Linked DNA regions of Homo sapiens: all the other regions are linked to region 2. Evidence: chromatin contacts called from ENCODE Hi-C or POLR2A ChIA-PET data. All regions are on one chromosome and are shown on one strand. The core of a region is the stretch at or near the end of the contact, and the rest is flanking DNA. Distances in the headings are between cores, read along the strand shown. Region 1 holds the start of ZC3HC1 (zinc finger C3HC-type containing 1). Region 2 has its middle 50 kb from the start of MIR183. Region 3 overlaps NRF1 (nuclear respiratory factor 1).

Region 1 (2,700 bases), core at 35-2,534, 230 kb before region 2:
TCTCAGGAGAATGTGCAAACTAAATTAGATTCTCCTATTATAACCTTGGTACATCCTTGGAGCACTTGTAATCATAATTTTAAAACTATAGGAAAATTTGACATCTAACTCCACCAAGATCTACAGCTTCTTTGCTCACGACTGTCATTGCTAGTGCCTAGAGACTATCAATAGGATGCTTTCGGCCGGGCGCGGTGGCTCATGCCTGTAATCCCAACACTTTGGGAGGCCGAGGCGGGCGGATCACCTGAGGTCAGGAGTTCAAGGCTAGCCTGACCAACATGGTGAAATCCCGTCCCTACTAAAAATACAAAAAAAAAAAAAAAAAATTGCTGGGCGTGTTGGCGAATGCCTGTAATCCCAGCTGCTCGGAAGGCTGACGTAGGAGAATCGCTTGAACCCGGGAGGCAGAGGTTGCAGTGAGCCGAGATCGCGCCATTGCACTGCAGCCTGAGCAACAAGAGCGAAACTCCATCTCAAAAAAAATAAATAGGACGTTTTCAATAAATATTTGTTGGACTAAGGAAGGAGTATCAATAGTGTCAAATGCCACAGACTTCTAAATCCATCCATAACACGGTTTCCAACAAGGATTCTAAATTATTTGCTCTCCAATGAGGGTCACCATTTCCTCGCTTGTAGAAAGGTGCAACTTAGGAGGGTCGTATGAGTTAATTTATTTTTATTTTTATTTTTTTTGAGTCGGAGTTTTGCTCTTGTCGCCCAGGCTGGAGTGCAGTGGCGCAATCTCGGCTCACTGCAACCTCCGCCTCCCGGGTTCAAGCGATTCTCCTACCTCAGCCTCCCTAGTAGCTGGGATTACAGGCGCCCGCCAGCAAGTCCAGCTAATTTTTGTATTTTTGGTAGAGATGGGGTTTCACCATGTTGGCCAGGCTGGTCTCGAACTCCTGACCTCAGGCGATCCGCCCACCTCGGCCTCCCAAACCGCTGGGATTACAGGCATGAGCCACGGCGCCCGGCCGTATTAGTTAATATTACTTGAAAATTAAGTTGAGCCCCTCATCCCTGCTGAATTTGGACTGACAGCGTTCTAAAAATCTCTTATCAACCTAAATATGCTAGTTGATAAAGGAAACGATTAATCAAGATTGTCCTAAACAGTACAGCCCTCCTTAAGCTCGCTCTAAGGTTCTAAAATGATGAGAAAAGGCGTGGGCCCCGCGGTTAGACTTTCCCAGCCAGGCTGCCTCAAGAGGCGGATATTAACCTCCCAGGACGGAAGTTCCGGAGCCTTCAAACTCTCGGGGAAGCAACTCGGCAGCGGACCAAGATGGCGGCGCCCTGTGAGGGACAAGCGTTTGCCGTAGGGGTTGAAAAGAATTGGGGTGCAGTAGTTCGCTCCCCAGAAGGGACCCCCCAGAAAATCCGGCAGCTGATAGATGAGGGGATTGCCCCGGAAGAGGGAGGCGTGGACGCGTGAGTTCACGAGTTAACCCTGGGTCCGGCGTTGGAAGATTGAAGAAGGCTTGGGGAAGGGGTGGCGGGTTGGGGGAGGTTCCCCTCGGTCGGCGACTCGGGCAGTGGGGATGGCTTCTTAGAATCTGAAAGAAACTCTGGTTACTATGTTTGATCGGCTTTGATCTTCCCCTCGGGGTGTACCAGATTCCCAACCGCAGCCGAAATTTTGTCATCGGACATTATTTTTGGAAGTAAAGAGGACCGTTAACTGAATGAGTTCACTTGACTTCTCTTAATTGGGGATTCTTAACCTTTTTTTGTGCCGTGGACCCCTTTGGCTCTCTGGAGAAGCTTATTAACTCTCAGAATATTTTTAAATGCTTAAAGTAAATTACATAGGATTATAAAGGAAACCAGTTAGATTGGAATGTAGTTATCAAGATGGTAAAAGGAAAAAGTTACGCAGTAACAATGCTTTTTATTAAAGAGTCCATAATATCTAGTAGTATGTGTTGTCAACCATAATTTTGAAGTAGTGATGAGCACAAAGGTATTTGAAGACATGCAACCACCATAATGTGGGAACATTATTTCCATTGGTGACAAATTAGCAGGTACTGCTAATACTACTATGGTGTTTTTACCTTCATTCATAATTGAAGAAAATGCTAAATCTTGTCATTTAGAGAGAAATAAATGTCATTTTTACCCATCCAAGTTTATGGATGCTGTGAATTTTTTTTGGCCTAGAACCACACCCGCTTGAGGCTCTCTATGAATCTCTGAGAGTCTTAGAGTAAGTTTATTTCTTTTGAGCTATAATCGTTGATGTAATCCTATTTTTATTAAAATAATGCCTGTCGCCGGGCGCGGTGGCTCACGCCTATAATCCCAGCACTTTGAGGAGGCTGAAGCGGGCAGATCACGAGGTCAGGAGATCAAGACCATCCTGGCTAACACGGTGAAACCCCATCTCTACTAAAAATACAAAAAATTAGCCGGGCGTGGTGGCCCGCGCCTGTAGTCCCAGCTACTCGGGAGGCTGAGGCAGGAGAATTGGTTGAACCTGGGAGGCGGAGGTTGCAGTGAGCCGAGATCGCGTCACTGCACTCCAGCCTGAGTGACAGAGTGAGACTCCGTCTCTAAATAAATAAATAAATGCTTGTCTTTCAGCAATTCCCCAGGCACTGTTGAAATGCCTTCCACTGAAAATGAGAGAATTGCTTTGCTGAGTTTTTTTCTCCCTGATTTTTTTTTCATGAAATCTCCCGAAGATCTTTG
Region 2 (2,700 bases), core at 180-2,679:
TACAAAACAAAGTTGTTTTGCAGAACAATTTACACTTGTTTTAAAATTAAAAATTAATTAAAATTATATACCACGAAAAATGTGATAATCAATAGCCACAGCTGGCTACCTATTCAGAAGCACGGGCCCTAGCAGCCTCTCCGTGCTGCAGGGATCTTTAGAGAAGCAGGCCTGGCGCGGTGGCTCACGCCTATAATCCCAGCACTTCGGGAGGCCGAGACAGGTGGATCACTTGAGGTCAGGAGTTCGAGACCAGCCTGGCCAACATGGTGAAACCTCGTCTCTACTAAAAATACAAAAATTATGCGGGCATGGTTGCACACATCTGTAATCCCAGCTAGGCTGAGTCAGGAGAATCGCCTGAACCTGGGGAGGTAGAGGTTGCAGTGAGCCGAGATTGCGCCACAGCACTCCAGGCTGGGCGACAAAGCGAGACTCCGTCTCAAAAACAAAAAACAAAAACCACGAAGCTGGCAAGTGACAAGAGCAAAGGAGCAACTTTGCTTGGGAATCTAGGGCAGAACCCAGAACCTCCCAATCCGCGGAGAATGTTCCAGGTACTGGAAGGGTGGACGGCGCACCCAGTCCGGTCCCTGGGGGCGGACTGGGTGGCCAGGCCGGAGCTGGCAGTCAGGGGAGCCTGGGCAGCGCCTCGGTCCCCTTGGGGCCTTGACTTCCAGGACGTGAGAACGCCGCCAGTCCTGCCTCGTGGGCCGGAGCCTAGCAGGCCCCGGTAAAGGAATCACTCTGTGGGTTACACCTGTCCTCCGCGGAACTGAAGCTGCCCGGGCTCCAGGCGTGGACAGCGCAGCCCAGTAGGTGAGCAGGCAGGGGCGAGCAGGGCGGAGCGGGTGGGATTGGGCTGGGCGGGCGGGGTGGGGCGGGGCTGCGGAGTCCGCGCGGCAGTCCCCGCCACGGCCACCAGGGGGCGTACGTGCTTCGTGCTTCGGCACCCGCTCGCGGGCGGGAGTCTGGGTGGGGCGGGGTTGGCCGGGGCAGGGCGGTCCAAGTGGCCCGCGGGCGTGGACCCGGGAGGCCTCTGGCATCTGCCCCACCTGAGAGGTGGGAACCGGGCTGGGAGGGACGTAGATTCCTCATCGACGTGACCCTGGTAGGGAAAGAGCCCCCAAAACAGGGAGTTCGGTAGAGGCGCCAGAGCTGACATGGGCACTGCCGCAGTGCCAGCCACGGCCACCAAACTCTCCCAGCACGGCTGGGCGGCCAAGGCAGGGGTGACGACGAGAGGGGCGGCTCAGCCCACCTCCCCCGCTGATCTGTCGGGAAAGGAGGAAGAAGGGTCATGAAAGCCTCACACACCGCTAGGAGGGGGCATCCTGGAGCAGGGGGCTGGATCAGGACCCGGCTGGATGGGAAGGAGCTGGGTAAAGGGAGGGCACCCGGGTAGGGCGTGGCCCGGGCTGTGCGGGGAGCGGGGAGCGGGGAGTGGACTCAGGGGGAGGGGTCAGCGTTCTGGCTGGCCCGGGGGCACGTGGCCGGGGGGCAGGGTGGGAAGAGGGTGGGATGGTGGGGTGCTGGCTTGGGGCCAGGTCAGGCATCAGAGGCACAAAGTAAAGGATACAGAGAGAGGGGAAGGGAGAAAGGGAGAGACAGAGACCTGAAGCGGGAGGGCCGAGCGGCAGGGCGGGAGGCGAGGATAGTGGGTGGGGCTCGGGCTGCAGGGCTGGAGCCTGGGGGATCTGGAGCACAGGGGCAGGAGGAAGGGACCGGAAGGATACCTGGGCCTGCAGGGCGTTCCCTGCGGAGATTGATTGAGTGAAGACTGCGACGTCCACCTTCAGGGCTCTCTCTAGCTCCCTCTTCCTGTCTCCTATCACTTGCTCTGGGGGAAGCCAGCGGGTTGTTTTGAGCTGCCCTCTCCTTTGGAGAGCCCCACCTGGCTGGGAACCGAAGCCCTGAACCAACAGCCAGCAAGAGCTGAGGCTTGGCGACCACCAGCGCGTGAGCCGGCTGTGGATGCCCGGACCCGGTGCAGCTGAGAATGGCTGCGGCAGGCCTCATCAGCGATCCTGAGCCGCAGCAGCCTGAGAGCAGCTTCCCGGGCTCCTGACCCTTGGAAACTGGGAAATAGATGGGAATGCGGGTTTGCTGCTTTAAGGTTCTAAGTTTTGGGTGTAATCCATTATGCAGCAATAGATACCTAATAGTCTGTGGTTTTTTGGAACCACTGTATTTTCCCCATACTGCTTATCTCTTAACTAGTTTTATGTGAGATAGAAAAATAGGCCGGGCACAGTGGCTCACGCCTGTAATCCCAACACTTTAGGAGGCCGAGGCAGGAGGATCACTTGAGCCCAGGAGTTCCAGACCAGCTTGAGCAACATAGGGAGACCCGTCTCTACAAAAAATGTAAAAATCAGCCCAGCGTGATGGCACACGTCTGTGGTCCCAACCACAAGAGAGGCTAAGGTGTGAGAGCCACTTGAGCCCAGGAGGTTAAGGCTGCAGTGAGCCAAGATTGTGACATTACACTCCAGTCTGGGCTGCAGAACGTGACCCTGTCTCAAAAAATAATAATAATAATTTGTAGCATATTTAAGGCACTGCTATAAATTTTTTAATTTTCTACTTATTACAACTAAACCTAATCTTAAATGATTCTATAATAAAGACTGGAAATAAGAATAGAATGGGAAATTCGTTTCCTATTCTTTCTGTCTGTCATTCTAGCTTTGACTTCCA
Region 3 (2,700 bases), core at 38-2,537, 180 kb after region 2:
AAGAAAAATCCATTTGACCTAGGATAATTCTCTTTCAAAGAGTGTATGAGTGATGATATCAGACATGGAAAGAAAAAAAATACCCTCCCACACCACTGGGCTCTACAGTTGAAAAAAAAAAAAAATGAAGCTATAGTTGTACATGTAGTTCCATCTCCAGACCCCGACTACAGACCAAAATACAGAAAATGAAATATAATACAAAACAGCAGGTAAAAGTTATGAACCATGACAATGAAAAAGCAAAGATAAGGCTGACAGAAATTTGGAGGCGGGAGAGGGACAGAAAGGTGGAAGAATGGCTAGGAGTATAGAGTATTAATATCCTATCCTTACATGGTGAGGGAGTCAGGAGACATTATTAGCAGGAGATGGAAACAGTATTACAATGTAACTATCAAAAGTACAAGGGAAAGGAAAAGTACTAAAAAAATAAGTACCTTATATTCCATAAAAGAAAGTCAAGCTGGGTGTGGTGGCTCACGCCTGTAATCTCAGCACTTTGGGAGGCTGAGAAGGGCGGATCACGAGGTCAGGAGGTAGAGACCATCCTGGCTAACACGGTGAAACCCCGTCTCTACTAAAAATACAAAAAGTTAGCCGGGCGTGGTGGCGGGCACCTGTAGTCCCAGCTACTCGGGAGGCAGAGGCAGGAGAATGGCGTGAACCCGGGAGGCGGAGCTTGCAGTGAGCCGAGATTGTGCCACTGCACTCCAGCCTGGGCGACAGAGCGAGACTCCTTCTCAAAAAAAAAAAAAAAAAAAAAAAGTCAATAATGCCCATTTGATAAATCAAGAAATAGTGGTATAGACATATTATTTAGAGTTATGGAGGCATTACTGTTTGATGATACTATAAACAAAACAGTTAAACTATAAACAAAAAACAGCTAATTGTCTCTGAAAAGTGGGACTCGGGATGGGGAAAGAGTGGCAAAAGACTATTGATTTTTATTGTAAGTCCTTCTATTTCATCTTTTATTATATGAATGTATTACTTTGACTTTTAACAAAATGAGCTTTAAAAACAAATAGCTATGATATAGTCTTCCAAACTGATCCTTTTGAAAATTAAAATTAAATGACATGTTAGAGCAAACTGTCACTAGATAAATAAAGCTCCCTTCTTACGTTAAGAACTGAGAACAGCACAGTTCAAGTTTAGAAGTGGCCTTGCCTTGAGGAAGACAAACTCCTAATTTGCGGCATCTAAAACTAACAAAATTGTATGACTAATCAAATATTTTTCATACCAATAGGTTAACTTTGTAAATATTCCTTAATACTAATAACACGATAATCCAGTTAACAATGATGCTTTTATATAATGCTTAAGAAAAATAAGCTTTGGGCTGGGCGTGGTGGCTCACGCCTGTAATCCCAGCACTTTGGGAGGCCAAGGCTGGGGGATCGCGAGGTCAGAAGTTTGAGACTAGCCTGACCAACATGGTGAAACCCTATCTCTACTAAAAATACAAAAATTAGCCAGGGGTGGTGGCTTTAATTCCAGCTATTCTGGAGGCTGAGACAGGAGAATCACTTAAACCTGGGAGTCGGAGGTTGCAGTGAGCAAAGATCGCACCACTGCACTCCAGCCTGGGCAACACAGCGAGACTCTGTCTCAAAAAAAAAAAAAAAAGCAAGAAAAGAAAAAAAAGCTTTACCACACAACTTCATAATGACTTAGGGATGAGTGGATGATTTTATGAAAATACTGTAAGCGCCAGGCATGGTGGCTCATGCCCGTAATCCCGAGAGGCCAGAGGCGGGCAGATCGCGAGGTCTGGAGTCAGCCGGGCCAACATGGTAAAACCCCGTCTCTACTAAAGATACAAAAAATTAGCCGGACATGGTGGCACATGACTGTAATCCCAGCTACTCTGGAGACTGAGGCAGGAGAATTGCTTGAACCCGGGAGGCGGAGGTTGCAGTGAGCCAAGATCGCGCCACTGCATTCTCCAGCCTGGGCGACAGGGTGCGACTCCATCTCGAAGAAAAAAAGAAAAGAAAATACTGTAAGCTCACTGAAGTCAGGGCTCGGGTCCATAAAGTCTCTATGAATAGATCTATCATAATGTGCTCTTTGATAAATGATTGTGGGTAATCAGCTGCACATTTTAATAACTAAAGCTACACCCAGGCAGTTACAGTTTCTGTAACTCTCCTACAAGGTTATGCTTGCTGTTTATCTCTCTCTCTCCGTCTCACTTCCAAGCCCTGTCTTCTATTCTTGTCAGAGTTGCACTATTCCTCGCTCTGGGGCTGAGCCTGCCAACCATGTTTTCCAGACTTTACTGCCAGTATCCTGTTAGGTTTTGCCTAGGGAGACTGGAAGGGGAGAGAAGAAGGGATTTCTTTGCTGTTTTCATTGTTATAATATCAGCATTGCTCCAGCAAGAGGAGTGTTGCACCTCCCAACTCCAGCTGTGCCTCTTCTCTCCTGGTGGTTGAGTACCAGCTGAATGGCATTCCACTAGGAGATCAGATTACCAGCTGCAGGAGGACCTCTCTGAGCTTCCAGGTTCTTCTCTTCTGTTCCCCCAAACCTAGGGGTGGTAGTGCTTCCTATCTGGATTACCCCAGTGTCTTTTGTGCTCTTTCATCTTGTAACACCTGTGTACCCAGTTCCCAGAATTAAATTATCTGAAATGCCACACATGGTTTTCTAGGCCCCGATTAATACTTAAAGAAGAAAATACAT

The links. Hi-C counts contacts between places; a loop is a spot of excess contacts on that map. ChIA-PET counts read pairs that join two places held with the same protein, here RNA polymerase II (POLR2A). Pooled maps may share reads with other maps.
Region 1: a pooled map shows a loop between it and region 2 (4-fold over the local background). The contact joins the promoter of ZC3HC1 here to the enhancer-like site in region 2. A Hi-C loop is called at or near these places in 6 of 50 pooled maps. POLR2A ChIA-PET finds 5 or more read pairs at or near these places in 2 of 52 experiments (WTC11 and endothelial cell of umbilical vein).
Region 3: a loop to region 2 is called in a map of CD14-positive monocyte, with 2.8 times the contacts of the local background. The contact joins two enhancer-like sites. A Hi-C loop is called at or near these places in 3 of 168 maps with a recorded cell type or tissue (CD14-positive monocyte, heart left ventricle and mammary epithelial cell), 1 of 37 single-sample maps with no recorded cell type and 14 of 50 pooled maps. POLR2A ChIA-PET finds 5 or more read pairs at or near these places in 7 of 52 experiments (BJ, CD8-positive, alpha-beta T cell, Caco-2 and 4 more).

Annotation. Positions count from the first base shown.
Region 1 is chr7:130,049,958-130,052,657 of GRCh38, reverse strand. It overlaps ZC3HC1 (zinc finger C3HC-type containing 1), which reads left to right and starts at 1,284. Exons shown (of 10, transcript NM_016478.5): 1 at 1,284-1,437. The coding sequence starts at 1,292. RefSeq lists enhancers at 971-1,160, 1,221-1,530, 1,158-1,950.
Region 2 is chr7:129,824,145-129,826,844 of GRCh38, reverse strand. No RefSeq gene overlaps it. Among named protein-coding and RNA genes, the nearest start is that of MIR183, 50 kb to the right of the region's middle. RefSeq lists an enhancer at 419-468 and silencers at 789-1,138, 1,439-1,518, 1,589-1,638. Within about 2 kb of position 1,429, at least 24 of the 41 ENCODE cell types and tissues checked have a DNase peak (open chromatin) inside an H3K27ac peak, as active enhancers do.
Region 3 is chr7:129,646,343-129,649,042 of GRCh38, reverse strand. All of the region lies in intron 1 of NRF1 (nuclear respiratory factor 1), which reads right to left. Among named protein-coding and RNA genes, the nearest start is that of NRF1, 36 kb to the right of the region's middle. Within about 2 kb of position 1,287, at least 2 of the 41 ENCODE cell types and tissues checked have a DNase peak (open chromatin) inside an H3K27ac peak, as active enhancers do.